Linked DNA regions of Homo sapiens: region 2 is linked to region 1. A link is a loop called in an ENCODE intact Hi-C map of the cell type or tissue named here. Cell type or tissue: mammary epithelial cell. All regions are shown on one strand. Links, peaks and the distances in the headings refer to the core of each region. The heading gives the core; the rest is flanking DNA. Region 1 has its middle 16 kb from the start of ESX1. Region 2 has its middle 12 kb from the start of RAB9B.

Region 1 (9,320 bases), core at 343-8,342:
TTAAAAACAAAAAACAAACAAGCAAAAAACGGATTCTCACTCTGTCGCCCAAGCTGGAGTGCAGTGGCACGATGATCTGGGCTCACTGCAACCTCTGCCTCCTGGGTTCAAGAGATTCTCGTGCCTCAGCCTCCGGAGTAGCTAGGATTACAGGTGCCCGCCACCACGCACAGCTAGTTTTTGTAAAATACAGAACTTAATTGGATTTCTGTGTGTGTATGTGCGTGTGTGTGTGTGTGTGTGTGTGTAATTCTGTGAAATTTTATCACATGTATAGACCCCTGTTACCATCATGACAATCAGCATACAGAACTGTTCCATCACTCTAAAGAAACCCCTGGTTTCTTTGAAACTACCCCTCCATGGTGCTCTAATTCCTGGTTCAACTGATCTAGTGTCCATCTCTATCATTTTATCACTTCAAGAATGTTATATGAATGGGATCATGCAGATAACATTTGAGACTGGCTTTTTTCCCCCTCACTCAGCATAATTTCCTTGAGATTCATTTCAAGTTGTTGCTTGTATCAACAGTTCTTTCCTTTTTATTCCTGAGTGGTTTTATTAACCCATTCACCTGTTATGGAATTTAGGTTGTTTCTAGTTTTTGGTTATTGTGAATAAAGTTGTTATCAGCATTTGTGTACAGGTTTTTGTGTGCACATTAGTTTCATTTCTTTGGTATAAATTCCCAAGTGTGTGATTTCTGGGTTGTATGGTAATAGCTTGGTTAGTTCTTTTAATAAACTGCCAAACAGTTTCCTGGGGTGTCTGTACCATTTTATGCTCCTTTCAAGATGACTGATAGAGTTTCTTTGCATCATCGCCAACATTTGATGTTTCACTGTTTTTTATTTTAAGCCATTCTGATAGGTGTGTAGTGATACCTTGTGGATATCTAAGAAAATTTGGATTTTCCTAATGGCTGATGATGTTGCATATCTTTTCATCTGTTTATTTGCAATCTGCATATCTTTTTTTTTTTTTGAGACAGAGTCTCGCTCTGTCACCCAGGCTGGAGTGCAGTGGCTCGATCTCTGCTCACTGTAGCCTTCATCTCCAGGGTTCAAGCAATTTCTCCTGCATCAGCATCCTGAGTAGCTGGGATTATAGGTGCCTGCCGCCATGCCCTGCTAACGTTTTTTGTATTTTTTTTTTTTTAGTAGAGACTGGGTTTCATCATGTTGGCCAGGCTGGTCTCAAACTTCTGACCTCAAGTAATCTGCCTGCCTTGGCCTCCCAAAGTTCTGGAATTAGAGGCATGAGCCACCGTACCTGGCCCGAGAAAGAATTCTTGAAGAAGGAACCTGTAGAGGCAAGGAGATGAATTAGAAGGCTGTTGCAGTCAGCTAGGTGAGAGGTGATGATGGCTTGGACCAGATGACAGAGGTGGAGAGAAGAAACTGGCTTTGAGGTTTATTTTTGGGTGTTTATTTTTGAGGTGGAAATAATAGGGCTTGCTGATGGACTGAATGTGAGAATTGAGGAAGAGGAAAGTGTCAAAGATGATTCCTTAGTATTTGGCTTGAGCCAGAACATGACACCATTTACTGAGAGGAATATGGGAAGGACCAAGTTTTAGGGAAAGAGGGTGAATTCAATTGTGGATGTTTTTAGTTTGGGGGCTGATGGGCCTTCCAGATGTCTGTTATATCTAATAGATGGTTGGAGATACAGTCAGAAGCAAAGAGGAAAATCAGTGTTCTACATATTGATATCTATACTCACACACCTGTGCCCTTTGTATCATTTCAATGAAAACTGGATAACTTTGGTACTCAAAGGTGGAAATTGGCTGGTTGTGTTGGCTCATGCACTTTGGAAGTCCCAGCACTTTGGAAGGCCTAGCCTGGAGAATTGCTTGAGATCAGGAGTTAAAGACCAGCCAGGGCAACATGGCAAAACCCCATCTCTACCAAAAAACTACAAAAATTAGCCGGGTGTAGGGTCACCCACCTGTGACCCTAGCTACTGGGGAGGATGAGGTGGGAAGATTCCTTGAGTCTGTGAGGTTGAGGCTGCAATGAGCTGTGATTGTGCCACTGTACTCCAGCCAGGCAACAGAGGCGACCCTGCCTAAAAAAAAAAAATAAATAAAAATAAAAATAAATGGAAAGGACTTCCAGGCCCTCAATAATTTTAAAAGGACTACTGTTTGCATTACTTAGCTCATAGGTGGAGGTGTGAGTAGAAAGGGATTTGTAACCTGGTTTCTTGAGGCATGGGCAGTAATTATACAATAGCTGATGCAAATGAACGTGAAGAAGTCATACAGACAATGAACTCAAAATGTCTATGTGCTGCTTTTAAAATCTACTGCTGAGGTATTTACCTGGCATATGCTATGTGGACAGGTAGAGCTAGTTTTCATTTCTGGCAAGAACAACTGGAAATGCCTGAATCAGAGTTCTATTTATACTTTTGAGGGTGGTGGTGGTTTGAGGGGAGGCAGGGTGGAAATAAAAACTGTAACTCATTTTGTCTGTGCTCTTATTTACTCAAAGAGGCAAGATTTGGGAACTACTACTGTATTCCAATGAGTTGGGTACAAGGTCCTGCTTAGGAGGAGACATGAGATGAGGCCTGTGGATTGTTTGTCATAGGGAGGGTGAATTACAGACTTGGGGCTGGAGTGCAGTTGCATGAATACAGCTCATTGCAGCCTTAGCTTCCTGGCCTCAAGCGATCCTCAGCCTCTTAAGTAGCTAGGACTACAGGTGTGCACTACAACATCTGCCTAATTTTTAAATTACTTTTTGTAGACACGGGATCTCACTCTGTTGCTCAGGCTGGTCTCAAACTCCTGGCCTCAAGTGATCCTCCAGCCTCAGCTTCCCTAAGTGCTGGGATTATAGGCATAAGCCACCACACCTGGCCCTTGGGGCTTCTAAAATGTGTTCTCTGGGCAGCTGGGCGCCATGGCTCGTGCCTCTAATCCCAGCACTTTGGGAAGCCAAGGCAGGTGGATCACCCGAGGTCAGGAGTTCGAGACCAGCTTGGACAACATGGTGAAACCCTATCTCTAATAAGTATATAAAAATTAGCTAAGGTATAACGTGTATAATATGGAAAATTTTAGTACAGAAGCAGGTACAATCCCAGTGGTTGACTTGGGCAATGTTTTAGCTATTTGTCTTCCTGTATTTTAAGAAAAGTGATTTGAACTAGGAGTTAAATAATCATGTACTAATTCAAAATACACAGTACCAGAAATGTGCAAAGTGCAGGAAATCCAATGACAACAAGGTACAGGCTTCTTAATGAAAGAGGCACACTTCCTGTCCTCCAAGTGTTTGTAGTCTAAGACATTTCACCAGACAGCCTCGCTATTTTGCATGAACAAATACATTGGTTTGCCTCACTGGAGGGGGATCTCAGCAGTTCCAGGCTGAGTGGCATCTCAGTCGAGGTTGGATGGTGGGAGCTGGGGGAAAGGTAAGACCAGCCTGGGGCTTAGGATTTGATGGATAATTCCTGAAGTTCATTCACAGAGACAATTGGAGTAAAACGGATTGACCTAACTTGAACTTCTTAAAAGGTGTCTAGACCGGGCACGGTGGCTCAAGCCTGTAATCCTAACACTTTGGGAGGCTGAGGGGGGCAGATCACCCATGGTCTGGAGTTTGAGACCAGCCAGGCCAACATAGTGAAACGTCGTCTCTACTAAAAATACAAAAATTAGCCAGGTGCAGTAGTGCACACCTGTATTCCCAGCTACTCAGGAGGCTAAGGCAGGAGAATTGTTTGAACCCGGGAGGCGGAGGTTGCAGTGAGCCAAGATCATGCCACTGCACTCCAGCCTGGGCCACAGCGCGAGACTTCATCTCAAAACAAAACAAAACAAAACAAAAGGTGTCTAAAATCCAGGTCTACACTTAGTGAATGGATAAATAGTTTACATCTAAAATTTTTTAAATTGGTGACTTTGGATCTGTATCGATAGTCCATTTCTCTTAAAATATATGGTGATACCAGATGTTTTAAAAGAACGTTCTTCTAGGGGATGAATGTTCCCTTTGATAGACTTTAATCTCATGACATCCCCATTTCTCCAGGAGTCATAACCCCCAAGATTGCTCTACCAAGGGAGCTGTCTGCTTTATAATACAGGAGATTCCTACAGAGAATGGTGGTTATCAGAGACTGGGAAGGGAAGAAGGAGGGAAGAAGATAAGTTGGTTAATGGGTACAAAAATACAATTAGATAGAATGAATAAGTTCTAGTATTTGATAGTCCAGTAGGGAAATTATGGTGTGCAAAATATATTGCATACTTCAAAACAGCTGGAAGAGAAGAATTGTAATGTTCCCAACACAAAGAAAATATATATGTTTGAGGTGATGGATATCCCAATTACCTTGATTTAATGATTACGCATTGTAGACAAGTATCAAAATATCATATGCATCCCCCAAATATATACAACTGATATATATCAATACAAATAAAATAAAGGAGGTTCTCCTTTTAGGAGGTGGAAGAATGGCGACTAAAACAGGGTAAGCAATCTATGCTTTCTACTTGTGCTACTCAACTTTTTCTTAGGTTGTGATAACCCTGGGGACTTGCTAAATCCCCTAGTGGTGACCGTTCTTCACTCCATCTGCCTTTCTATCTCACAGCCAGTGCCCTTCTAGAGCTCAGTTTTCAGCCCTGAAACTTAAAGCCCCCACCTCCCGCTTCCCGCCTCCTGCCTCCGCTAATTCCTCACCAGTCCCGGCCACCCTGTTTTATTGCCCACCTGAGTGATAACCAGACTTGAGTTAGGCACTCAAGGTGCCATTTCAGGAGAGTAATAAAGGCTCCTATGATCCCCCCAGTCTCCTTCATCAGCTTTGAGGCTTTAAGGCATGGAGTCTTTTCAACATTCAAATCTCCCTTGAGAGGGGCACGTTCTGCCATCATGCTTATCATCATTATCAATTTCTTACACTCCCACATCTGTTGTGGTGATTATCATCATTATCAGTCTTACACATGAGTGGAAATGAGTGCTTTGGGCAAAAGTATTTGAGGAAGGGGAAAGAGGCCAAGAAGAAAAAGGGGTGTATGGGGAATCGAAAGCACTCCAGCAATAAGGCAAAAGGGGGCCGGCAATGCAGGCCGACACTGAAGCTGAACTTTGAAGACATCACAGTTTTGCTAAGGTTGGAACTATCACTGCATCCCTTTTCTATCCCATCAGGAGGAATCTGCAAAGTGACCTGAAGATTCCCAGGACTCAGCGCTCACGTAGATACCTTCCTCAGTTGCTGAAAAATCCCTGAATTACAAAAAGTAATTTTAGCACGCCCTCAGGTGGCCAAATGGAATACTGTGGCAATGGCTTTTGATGGAAGTTGGCACTCTGGAGGAACATCTCAGAATAGACGCTGGTTCTTGGCAAGCTGCTAGGCACCCGGCAGGGCAACTTGTGTGTAGATGGCACTCTTCCCTTTAGGGCACCGCTTCCCAAGCTGATTGGTATAGCAGCCCTGAAATAATCTTACCAGGTTTATTTTGAATTCTGCATCTCTTCCTCTTCCTCTTTCTCCTCACAATGCTATGTGATATAGGTCTGTTTTTGAAATTAAAGTGAACTTTTTTAAATTTAAAATTATTATATGTTTTTAAACTAACTGCAGCGACCTCTAGTAGCACCAAAGATAATTTGTGTATGGATTTCCCATCTAAAACAGACTAGAGGGACAAAGATGGATTTTAAACTTTTGAATTTTGGGATATTTCAGATTTACAGAAAAGTTGCAAAGATAGCACAAATAATTGCCATTATACTCTTCACTCAGATTCCTTCAAGTTAAAATTTTACCACGTTAGTTTTATCATTCTCTCTGTAATTATAAATATGTATATATTTTTCTAATTCGAATATAAATTATATTCATGATGCTCTTTTATCCTCTAATACTTGTGTGTGTATTTTCTAGACACAAAGACATATGCTTATAGAACCACAATGCAACTATTAAAACCAGGATATTGACACTGATACAATACTATTTTCTAATCTTCAGACTTTATTCAAATTGGCAAATTATCCCACCAAGGTCCTACATAGAAAATATAAATACAGGATCCAATCCAGTATCGCTCATTGCATTGCATTTAGTTGTTGTGTCCCTTTAAGTGTCCTTTCATCTGAAATATTTCCTCAGTCTTTCTTTGTCTTTCATGACCTTGATGTTTTTAAAGAGTATATGCCAGTTATTTTGCAGAATATCCCTGAATTGGAATTTGTCTGATGTTTCCTTATGATTAGCTTCAGGTTATGCATTTTGGGTGGGAATATCACAAAAATTATGTTATTTGCTTCTCATTGTATATGATGTCTCTTTGTTTTGACCACAGGTTTTGACATGCAGATGTCAGAATAGTTAATCTTGAAAACCGCACATTCAAATAAGGTTTCCTGTAGACTCATGGGAATTTGTTATGGGGTGGGACAAAAGCAAGGAACCTGGAGAAATCATCCACTTTCCTTTAATCAATCTGGGAAAGCTTTTTGGAGGAGGTGGGATTTCAGGAATTTCGAGCTGAGACAAGTGGTAATTTTTTAGTGGAATATTTTGATATGTGAAGATCTTAGTTCTTGAGTTCTCAGGGTTTTTTTTTTCCTAATCTTCCCTTGAGAATCAGAAGCCAAGGCTCCTGTGTTTTAGTTTAATTGCTGCATGACACTGGGGAACAGCCAGGTGGTTCTTTTCCTGATTCCCTAACCTGGGAAATGACGATTACTCACATAGGTGGGGAGCCCTTTGAAAGGTTTGTCTGGAGAAAGGGATTGAGGACATGAATGTTCGTAAGCCAGATTCGCTGTGGCACCTAACTGAACTTGCTCCTCTGGGCTCTTGTTCTCTACTACAATCAAATTTAATGTGTTTCTCTATAGTTTTTTATTTTATTTTATTTTATTTTGAGACCAGGTCATGCTCTGTTGCCCACGCTGGAGTGCAGTGGTGCCATCATAGCTCACTGCGGCCTTTAACTGCTGGGCTCAAGCCCTCCTCCTGCCTCAGCCTCCCAAGTAGCTAGGACTACAGATGCATGATTACCACCATGCCTGGCTTTTTTTTTATTTTTTATTTTTTTGAGACAGAGTCTTGCTGTGTCGCCCAGGCTGGAGTGCAATGGCATCATCTTGGCTTACTGCAACCTCTGCCTCCCGGGTTCAAGCGATTCTCCCTCGTTCAAGCGATTCTCCCACCTCAGCCTCCCCAGTAGCTGGGATTACAGACACATGCCACTGTGCCTGGCTAAATTTTGTATTTTTTTTTGTATTTTTTTGTATTTTTAGTAGAAACGGGGTTTCACCATGTTGGCCCCAAAGTGCTGGGATTATAGGCATGAGCCACCACATCTAGCCTTTTCAATAAATTTCAAAAACAAGATAAAAGAAAAAAGCAAGAGGATTTTTGTTTGTTTGTTTGCTTGGTTGGTGGGGTTTTTTTGATAGTTTTTGAGACAAGGTCTCACTCTATCGCTCAAAGCAGAGTGCAGTGGCACAATCACAGCTCACTGCAGCTTTGACCTCCTGGGCTCAGGTGATCCTTTTGCCTCAGCCTCCCAAGTAGCTGGGACTACAGGTTTGTGCCACCATGCCCAGCTATTTTTTTTCTAGGGATGCGGTTTCGCTATGTTGCCCAGGCTGATCTCGAACTCTTGGGCTCAAGCCATCTACCCGCCTAGACCTCCAAAAGTGCTGGTATTACAGGTGTGAGCCACTGCCCCCAGCCGAGGATATATATTTTAATTCAATGTGGTGGTTCAATATTGTGATTCTTTAAGAGAAGCAGGAGGATATGAACAGGGAGGAACTTAGAGAAAGCTTCAAATCTGACCATGTGTTAGTTCTTCAGGAGGCTGGGAAATTCATAGATGTGATGGCTTTATTGATGTGGGAACTCTGCTAGGCTATAGTTCCCAGTTATTCAATCAAACTAATCTAGGTGTTTCTGGGGAGGCATTTTGCAGATATATTTAAAACCCATAATCAGTTGACTTTAAGTAAGGAAAATTCCCCTTGGGTAATCTGGGCAAACCTAACTGAATTTGTTGGAAGGCCTTAAAAGCAGGTTTGAAGTTTCCCTGGAAGAGAGAAAAGAATCTGCCTATTCCTGTAGGGGTCCCTACTGCTCATTATTTCCCCTTCCTGACTGCTGCCCTATGGTTTTGGACTTGCTTAGCCAATGCCCATATCGCATAAGCCAATCCCTTGTAATGAATAATACATATATCCATCCTAAAAAATAATAAGTAACTAAATAAAAAACATCGCCCCAAATTTCTAGTTCCTGGTTTAAAGTTCAGAACTATATCATGACCACGCACAGAGGCTCATGCATGTAATCCCAGCACTTTAGGAGGCCAAGGAGGAAGAACTGCTTAAGGCCAAGAGTGAGACCAGGCTGGGCAACATAGCAAGACCCTGTCTCTAAAAAGAAAATGTTTTAAAAAATTAGCCAGGCGTGGCCGAGCACAGTGGCTCACACCTGTAATCTTAGCACTTTGGGAGGCTGAGGCAGGCAGATCACCTGAGGTCAGGAGTTCGAGACCAGCCTGGCCAACATGGTGAAACCCCGTGCCTACTAAAACTACAAAAATTATATGGGTGTGGTGGCGGGCACCTGTAATCCCAGCTACTTGGGAGGCTGAGGCAGGAGAATCACTTGAACCCTGGAGGAGGAGGTTGCAGTGAGCCAAGATCGTGCCATTGCACTCCAGCCTGGGTGACAGAGCGAAAATCCGTCTCAAAAAAAAAAAAAAGCAATTTATTTAAAAAATGATGACACTATATTTATCTGAGGTATGCTGTTTTCACCTAACAGATTTCTAACATGTATACATTTTGGTGTGAGTAGCTGATGTTATTCATTTTTACTGCTATGTATTATTACATTATTTGAATGCACCACCATTCCTTTATCTATTATCCGATTTATGGTTATTTTATTTGTTTAGAATTATTTGTTATTCAATCAATAACTCTTTGAAGCTTTTCATACATGTCTACTGGGTCACATATTTAAGGGTTTTTCTGGGTCAACACTTAAGATTAGAATCCCTGGGGATTATGTTGTAAATCCGGGTTGAATTTACAAGATATTTATACAGTAGTAATATCAATTCACTTTGCCTTCCTTAGTATAAAGATCTAGATCTTTGCCAACAACATGATATTATCAGGCTGTATTAGTTTTCCATTGTTGTCACAACAGATTACCACAATTTAGTGGCTTAAAACAACACAAATATATCCTCTTAGAATTCTGGAGGCTGTAATTCCGAAGTCAGTTTCACTGGGCTAACGTCAAGGTGTGAG
Region 2 (9,320 bases), core at 735-8,734, 430 kb before region 1:
ATAGCAGAATACTCTTTTCCTCAGAGCATTTGTCTAAAACAACCAGCAGCAATTGTTTAACATTGCAGTTGCCTGTGGTAACGATAACAATGGGAGAAAACAAGAAATTGACATAAAAACATAGAAGGAAAATCTGAGGAGTGAGATGTCTATAGGTGGCATTAATCATTTCGGTAGACACAGAAAAAGTAGGTGACAAAATCCAACACCCTTTCCTTGATAAAAAAAAAATCAACAAACTAGAAGCATAAAAGAAATTCCTCAATCTTATAAAGGACATAAATGAAAAACCCACTGTGAGCATCACATTTAAGGATAAAAGACTAGATGCTTTTCATCTGAGATCAGGAACAAGACAAGGATGCCCATTCTCGTCTCCAATTTAACATTGTATTGGAGGTTGTAGCCAGGGCCATTAGGCAAGAAGATGAAGCAAAAAGTATCCAGATCGAAAGGAAGAAGTAAAACTATTTTTATTTAAAGATTACATGTTCATAAATATAGAAAATCCTAAGGAATCTATTAAAAAACTACTAAAGCTTGCAAAGAACCTGAACAGTCATTTCTCTAAAGAAGAATAGACATTTCTCATAAGAAAACATAAAAATGGCCATCAAATATGAAAAATTGCTCAACCTCACTAATCATCAGGGAACTGCAAATCCAAACCACTATGAGATATCACCTCATACTCACTAGGATTGCTATAATAAAAAAGACAAGAGATAACAAATCTTGGTGAGAGTGTGAAGAAAGGAGAACCCTTGTATACTGTTGGTGAGAATATAGGTTGGTGCAACCATTATAAGAATCAGTATGGAGAGTCCTAAAAAAATTTAAAACAGAACTACCATATAACCTAGCAAACCTACTCCGAATTATAAACTCAAGGGAGATGAAATCACCACATTAGAAAGATATCTGCCCTCCCTTGTTCATTGTAGCATCATTTGTAATAGTCAAGATATGGAATCAACCTAACTGTCCATCAATAGGTAAATGAATAAAGAAAATGTGGTACATATACACAGTGGAGTACTATTTAGCCATAAAAAGGAGACTGCCATTTGCCACAATATGGATGGTACTGGAGTACATTATGCTAAGTGAAAGAAGCCAGACATAGAAAGAAAAATATTGCATGATCTCACTTATATGTGAAATCTTTTTAAAAAAAGGTCAAATATATAGAGATAGAGAATAAAACAGTGGTTACCAGGGGTGGGGAGTTTTAATTCAAAGGATACAAAGTAGCAGACATGTAGGATGAACAACTCTAGAGAGTGAATGTACACCGTAAAGACTATAGTTAATAAAATTGTATTGTATTAGAGATTTTTATTAAATAGATTTTAGCTGCTCTTGTCACACACGCATAAGAGTAACTATGTAAGATAATAGGTACGTTAATTTGCTTCACTATAGTAACTGCTTTTCTATCTATACATATCCCATAACATCATGTTTTATACCTCAAATATAAGCAATAACATTTATTTAAAAAACGATTAAATATAAGTGAGTTCAGAAAGTTTTCAGAGTAAAAGCCAATATATAAAAATAAATAATGTTTCCATAGATTAGCAATGAACAATCTAAAAGGAAAATTAAGAAAACAATTCCATTTATAATAGCATCAAAAGGAATGAAACACTTAAAAATAAATTTAACAGAAGTTCAAGATGTGTACACAGAAAGCAAAACCACATCATTGAAAGAAATTAGAGAAGACCTAAATAAATGGAAAGACACCCCATGTTTATGGACTGGGAGATTTAAAATTGCTAAGATGGTAATATTCCCCTAACTAATCTACAGATTGTACACATTCCCTATGAAAATCACATCTGCCTTTTTTTTTTTACAGAAATTGACAAGCTGATGCTAAAATTTATATGGAAATACAAGGGACCAAATTAGTTAAATCACTCTTAAGAAAGAAAAACAAAATTGTAGGACTCATACTTCTTGATTTCAAGGCATACTACAAAGCTACAGTAATCAAGATAGCATGGTACTGACATAACAACAGACATATAGACCAAATGAAGTAGAATTGAGAGTTCATACATAAATCATAAGCTTTATGGTCAATTAATAATATTTTTGATACAGAAAACTTAAAAACACCAGGCATGAGGGCTTCCTTTAATATATTTTGGCAGTCCAGATTAACAGAATCTATCGAGAGAGAACATGGAAGACATAGGAACTTCTGATGGTAAGCTCAGTCATCTAAGCAAAGAGTATTCCTTCCTCGACCTTCCCCACTCCTAAGGAGATTCAGCATTGCTCTATTTAGCCAAGGTCTTTTAAGGCCTGTGGCAGAGGTTTTTGGACTAGGGTCTATGAATAGGATCAAGTGGTTCATAAAACCTCTAAAATTCTAAATAATAATTTATGAATGTGTGGATCTCTACATTTTTCTAGGGAAAAATTCTACAGCTTTCATCAGATTCTCAAAGGGGTTCATGACCAGAAAAGGTTAAGAATCACTCACTGAAGGGTCCTTCTCTGGGATTTAGGCCAGCCAGCAGTCCTGAACTGCCCTAATTGAAATGTAACTGGATAACTTAGTTGAGGCAACTATTTCTTTAGAACTTTTCTTGGTGCTATGAACAGACCGGCTTGAGACTGGCTTTGGGGCACCTTTTTAGTATTATATAATGTACCTAAATCCTACCTAGTCTTGCTCTGCTGCCATGACTTACGCGGACCTGATATTGCCCATTACTATGATGGTCGTTTCCTGCCTCATCCTGGATCCTGACTAGATCTGTGGTAGTATCACTATTATGTTGATGTCACTAGCACAACCTTTTTCTGACTATTCTGTCAGGACACTTCAGTCATCCTAGATTGATGAATTAGGAGAATTATTATGTCATTGACAAAAAAATTTATAAAGCAGGAGTGGAGGGAGAACTGCTTCAAAAGAAGTTGCTGAGTTTCTTTGTAGACATATTAAATGACGGTGGGACATATGAGTAGAAACCACCAGCAGATGCTGCGTCATTTTTGTCTACTGCCTGGCCCCTGTGAGAACCTGAGTTTGTGAGCACTGGCTATAACTGAATCCTTGGGAAAACCCCAGTTAGGGGACTGGAGGAGAAAGAGGATTGCTTAACAAGATCAAGAAGAAACAGTTATACAGGTGAGATCCTAAAGAAGGAGACACTGCAATAAATCTTGGATAAGGGTTCTAGAAGTAATGGGATAAGAGCATGAGTGAAACAATTAGTTTTGGATAAGAGGAAGAAAGTTTCCAGTATCTAATTAGAGACAGAGACTCTTGGAGTTCCAAAGATGCCTAGCCCATCACTGTCATTTTCCAGGCTTGTGGTATATTAAAAGAAAATAATAAAGACATGTCAAAACAGGATCTAAACATTGTGAGATGTTTAAAATGTTTATACTTAACATACTGACACTTCTATCACCACCAAAATTTCCACATAATGTAATATAATATATTTACAAAACAAAAAATTTAAAATGTAACCAGTAATATTCTTTATTGTCTATGGTTTAGTAATAAGACACAAGTTTAAAGTTGTCTAATAAATTTCATTTTCTTTAATCTTGTCAGTTTATGTCAGGAATTAGGACTAGACTTTCTGAATGTACAATCTTTCTGAAAAAACATTAAAAGTCTAAATAGAGGCCTTCAAGAATATGAGACTGGTCAAAATGGTTTTTCCTTTTTTAGAGATGTGAGACTTCTGAAACAGTAGGAATAAAAGGAGGGAATGAGTATGCTAGTCTTTTTTCAGATATATGATTTATGAACACAGTATATAGTTTTTTTTTTTGTTGTTGTTTTTTTTTTTTTTTTTTTTTTGAGACGGAGTTTTGCTCTATCACCAGGCTGGAGTGCAGTGGCGTGATCTCAGCTCACTGCAACCTCTGCCTCCCAGGTTTAAGCGATTGGCCTGCCTACTATTCTGGAGTGGCTGTGACCACAGGTGCGCGCCACCACACCCGGTTAATTTTTGTATTTTTAGTAGAGACAGGGTTTCACAGTGTTGGCCAGGATAGTCTCAATCGCCTGACCTTGTGATCCGTCCGCCTCGGCCTCCCAAAGTGCTGGGATTACAGGTGTGAGCCGCCACACCCGGCCAGTATATAGATTTTTAGATCTTAAAGGAACCTTAAAACCTGATAATCAAAGCTAAATCTGGTAATTCAGATTCTCATTTTATCACAGGCAGAGAACTTCTACAAATTTATGTTACTAGCCTAGACTCAAGATGAGAAATCAAGTCCTCTTCAGAGTTCTCCAAATTTGCCTGATCATATGAATCACCTGGGGGCCTTGTGAAATACGGATAAAACAAATTCTATCCACCTGACCTACTAAATCATAATCTTGATGTGTGGTGCCTGGGAATTTGTATTTTAACAAGGCCCCACAGCAACGTGAGTGTATTATGATCAGGTAGTTTTGGGGGACATTGCATCTGGTTTGCAACTCACTCATCTTTCCATCTTGACACTTGCCCTTCACAATTGCCACAATTTATGGCATTTTAAAGACTAAAATGTTCACATTTTATAAAATTAATTAGGCAGAAGGTTTTGAGTAGTGAATGAAGGCAAAGTTGTGGACTTAGCCTTAATCATCCAATTTACCCTCATTTATGTTCAAGTTGAAGCACTTCGACTTTCAGTCTGTGTTAAATTATTCTGAGGCTGATTTTCATAAGGGTTCTTTTTAGCATGGCATTTGGTTTCTTGAAATCTGAGGACCTCTCAGCTGCAGTTAACCCAGTGTATACTCAAGAATCTCTTCTTGGAGAATGTAAACATTCCATTATCCAGTCACCTTTGATAAAAGACCACTTTCACCAAAAAAGAGCCTCATAACTCACATTTTATAGATGATGAAATGGGCACTCAGAGAAGCTAACTGATTCACCCAAGGTCATATAGCTGTACTGTGGCAGGGCCAAAGCACAAACCTGTTCATCTATCTTGTGTTGACTGAGCATCTGCTTCCCCTGGGAAATACACTCACTGATGGGGATACAAAGGTGAAGAAGACTTGGTCCCTACCCCAAAAGAAGCCCAGGTCTTCAGATTGCAGAATAAGTCAGACAGCCTGAAGATGCTGGGCCACCACTAATGTCACTTCAACTTCATCAGAGCAAGTAGCTTCTAATTTTGACTCCCATATTTATTAAAACAGTCCTTGGGACTGTTTCAGAAGAAAGAGATGTTGGAAACTGTTATCCTAGAGACTTGCTTTGCTTGGTCTCATGACCCTTACATTGTTTAAATTGTCAGTTAAAAATTGGGAAAGCTCATTTTTTGAAAATGTAGACTTCTGAATTATCTTGAAAAAAGAAAACAAAAACAAAAACAAAACACCTCAAGATCTCTTCTTACTGGACCAGTGTTCCCTTGCTGTGATAATCCTTTGGAGGTAAGGCGCTATTGCCTACTTTATTTGGGCTGGTGCTAGCCAATTCAACATAGTTCCTAACCAGCACCTTTTACTCACTCCTACTGCTTACCCTATTCCCAAAGTGTTTAAGTTTGCTAAGCCTGGCCACTAACTTCTGGGGCGACAGTTATTGTCTGAACCATGCTTGACGGCAGGTGGCAGCAGTAAGCTGTTTTATTACCATTTCTCCTCCAAGTTGGAAGGATGTACTGCAGCCGCAATCAGCTTCAGGGATTTTTTCTTTCATTCCTCTGAAAACAAAACAAAACGAAAAACCCAAGGTCATCAGGTTTTAGTTGAGTAATATTTTGACAATGTAAGTTATGAAAAAGAGATTTAGTGTTAGTAATGAGAAAAAGCCAATTGTGTGCAATAGGAATCTACCAGGAAAAAAAGCTGGCTGGCTACCAGGAAGAAAAGTCCTGAACCTGAGAGATAGGGCAAGCTGGCTTGCAGCCACTAGTTGGGGAATCTTTTTTTCACACCACATAATAAAAATTAACTCAGATGAGTCATAGACCTAAATGTAAGAGCTGAAACTTTAAAACCCTTAGAAAAAAAAAACCCATAGGAGTAAATGTTTGTGATCTTGGATTAAGAAATAGTTTTTTAGACATAACACAAAAAAGCACAAGCAACAAAAGAAAAAACAGAAAAATGAGACATCAAAATATAAGGCTTTTGTGTTTCAAGGTACATCATCAAGAAAAGAGACAGTCTCCAGAATAGGAGAAAATGTTTGTGAATCATTGATCTCATAAAGGACTTGTATACAAAATATATAAATAATTCTTGTAACTGAACAATAAAAAGAAGACTGACCCAATTAAAAATTGTTAAAAGATCTGAATAGACATTTCTCCAAAGTATACAAAAGCTAATAAGCATATAAAAAGATGTTCAACATCATTAGTCAACAGAGAAATGTAAATCAAACAATAATGAGATACCACCTCACTCCTCATGGTTAAGGATGGCTATTTAGGATGGCTAAGATACAGACAATAACAAGTGCTGACACCGATGTGAAGAAATGAGAACCTTCATAACTGCTGATGGAATTGTAAATGGAGCAACTGTTTTGGAAAACAGTTTGGCAATTTCTCAAAATGTGACCCAGCAATTCCGTTCCTTGTTACACAGCCAAGAGAAATGAAAACCTGTACACACAAAAGAGTTGTACATGGAGATAAATAGCGGCAATACCCAAAAGATGAAAACAACATGTCTATCAATTGGTGAATGGATAAACAAAATGTGGTAAGCAGTGCCCCCTTATCTGTGGTCTTGCTTTCTGTGGCTGCAGTTATCTGTGATAAACTTCAGTCTGAAAATATTAAATGGAAAATTCTAGAAATAAGCAATTCATATGCTTTAAATTGCATACCATTCTGAGTGTGATGAAATCTGGCATCATCCCACTCTGTCCTGCCTGGGACATGAATGATTCCTTTGTCTAGCATCTCCACACTATATGTTACCTGCCTGCTAGTCACTTAGTCATCTCAGGCATCACAGTGCTTATGTTCAAGTCATCCTTATTTTACTTAATAAAGGCTCCAAAATGCAAGAGTAGTGATGCTGATTCAGATATGCTAAAGAGAAGCCATCAAGTGCCTCTTTTCACTTAAAAGGTAAAAGTTCTTGACTTAATACAGAAAGAAAAAAAATTGTATGCTGAGATTGCTAAGATCTACGGTAGGAATGAATCTTCTATCTGTGAAATTGTGAAGAAGGAAAAATAAATTTGTGCTAGTTTTCCTGTCACACCTCAAACTGCAAAAGTTATGGCCACAGTGCCTGTTAAGTGCTTAGCTAAGGTGGAAAAGTCATTAAATTTGTAGGTGGAAGACATCAATAGAAACATGTTCTGACTGATGGCAGTTGAGTTCAGTACTGTTGAGGTTTCAGGCATCCACTGGGAGGCTTGGAACATATCCCCTCCAGATAAGTGAAGTCTATCTACTGTGTATCCATACAACAGAATATTATTCAGCCAGAAGAAGAATGAAATACTGATACATGCTACAACATGGATCAACTTTGAAAACACTAAGCTAAGTAAAAGAAGCCAGTCACGAAATAATTCTATTTATGTGAAATGTCCAAAATAGGTAATTATATGGAGACAAAAACTAGATTGGTGGTTGCCAGGGGCTGCAAGAAGAAATTGGAGTGACATGATCCTAATGGATATGTTTTTTTTTTTTTTTTCCCCAGAGGAGTTGCGAAAATATTCTGGGGAATAATAGTTGCGAAATACAGTTTTTTGACACTGAGGAAATATGGTTCAGTGTGGGTGATTTTTAGGTGAATGGATGTGGGTTAAAGCAGCTGTGACTATGGCTCAGACCCCCTTCTCTGGCTTTTGGAGGGTCTTTCTTATAGCCTGGCTTTCTGTTGGGTTCCACCTTTGAGAAGTCCTGGCAGGAGATCTGTGAGAGGAAGGCGAATGAGGTCAGGGTGTTTATTCACTCAGCTCACTCTCTGCAGCGTCTCTGTGGGATGGCTAAATTCACAATACTTAATAGATGACTCTCTCAATATCTCCACCTCCCATCAACTAACTTTGCCCACTTCCTCTTCTCCCTCCTACAGGACTGGGAGTAGTAATAACCTCACCATTATTCATCTGGGGTCCTCTGCTATCCCTTGTGATTTTCCTATACCCTACCCACATCTTTCATAATAGTCCTTTTATTACTTTTATTAAATTTTCCTAAATTGTCTCATACAAATGTGCCATCTGTTTTTTGCAATCACCCTGACTAATACACTCATTAGCCTTCACATCCTTAATTCTCACCACAACCTTATGAGGTAGATATTACTATTAACCCTATCTTACAGATTTGCAAATATGAGGCTAAGAGAGTTTAAGTAACATGCCCAAGAACCTTCTGACTCTAGAGCTTTGGCTTCAATACACTATATGGATTTGTTTCCTTTTTTTTTTTTTCCCCACTCTGGTGGTATCCCTGCATCCAGATCCAAGCAATCTGATACACTCTGACCAGTTTATTCTTCCCAAAATATTCATCCAAGGCCCTCTAGGATCTGGCTCTTGTCTATTTTTTATCTTCCCCTGCTTCTTCACTGTACAAATATTCCAGTCAAGCTAAACTGAGCTATTCAATTTTTCCTAAACACACCTTATTAGTCCTAACTCATTCTTGTACTCATAAGGTGCCCCAACCCTGGGTTTCCCTCCTCACCCCAATCCCATATTCTTCTCTGCCGTTTTCAATTTTCCTTTTACTTTGAGGCCCAACTGAAATCCTCCTTCCTCCATAGAGTCTGGCTAATCCTAGTCTGCCACTTTCTAGTAAGTGACCTTCAGCAAGTCATCCTAACCTCTCGAGTCTCAGAGAGTTTGAGCGTTAAATTCATATCAATTATTGGTCCACTGATCTCAAAATACTAATATTTACTGTTCTCAAAATGGCCACCTAGCCTAAGGACTCTTCTCTTCAACAACTTGATCAAGTTTTCACAGTGTTGTCTTGTGTTAAATATCTGCCTTTTTTTTATGGTTGCATAGTATATGAACCCCTTTCCAATTTGGAGGACTTGTCCATTGCATTTTTTTTTTTTGAGACGGATTTTGCTCTTGTTGCCCAGGCTGGAGTACAATGGCATGATCTCGGCTCACTGCAACCTCCACCTCCTGGCTTCAAGCAATTCTCCTGCCTCACTCAGCCTTCCGAGTAGCTGGGATTACAGGCATGCGCCACCACGCCTGGTTAATTTTGTATTTTTAGTAGAGACAGGGTTTCTCCATGTTGGTCAGGTTGGTCTTAAATTCCCGGCCTCAGGTGATCCGCCCGCCTCAGCCTCCCAAAGTGCTGGAATTACAAGCGTGAGCCACCACACC

What was found. A loop is a pair of places that touch in the nucleus more often than their neighbours do. Peaks named below come from ENCODE experiments on the same cell type or tissue, not always from the same donor. Only the 100,000 strongest peaks of a DNase experiment are listed, where the experiment ranks them.
Region 2: a loop joins it to region 1, with 31 times the contacts of the local background. A loop is called at or near these places in 9 of 110 quality-filtered maps.

Annotation. Positions count from the first base shown.
Region 1 is chrX:104,265,810-104,275,129 of GRCh38, forward strand. No RefSeq gene overlaps it. Among named protein-coding and RNA genes, the nearest start is that of ESX1, 16 kb to the left of the region's middle. RefSeq lists a silencer at 5,340-5,524. In mammary epithelial cell, for the core only: CTCF peaks have their summits at 4,613 and 5,306 (motif pointing left); a DNase peak (open chromatin) is centred at 5,322; H3K4me3 peaks cover 301 bases.
Region 2 is chrX:103,839,668-103,848,987 of GRCh38, forward strand. No RefSeq gene overlaps it. Among named protein-coding and RNA genes, the nearest start is that of RAB9B, 12 kb to the left of the region's middle. In mammary epithelial cell, for the core only: a CTCF peak has its summit at 5,597 (motif pointing right); DNase peaks (open chromatin) are centred at 5,764, 6,924 and 8,064; H3K27ac peaks cover 2,849 bases.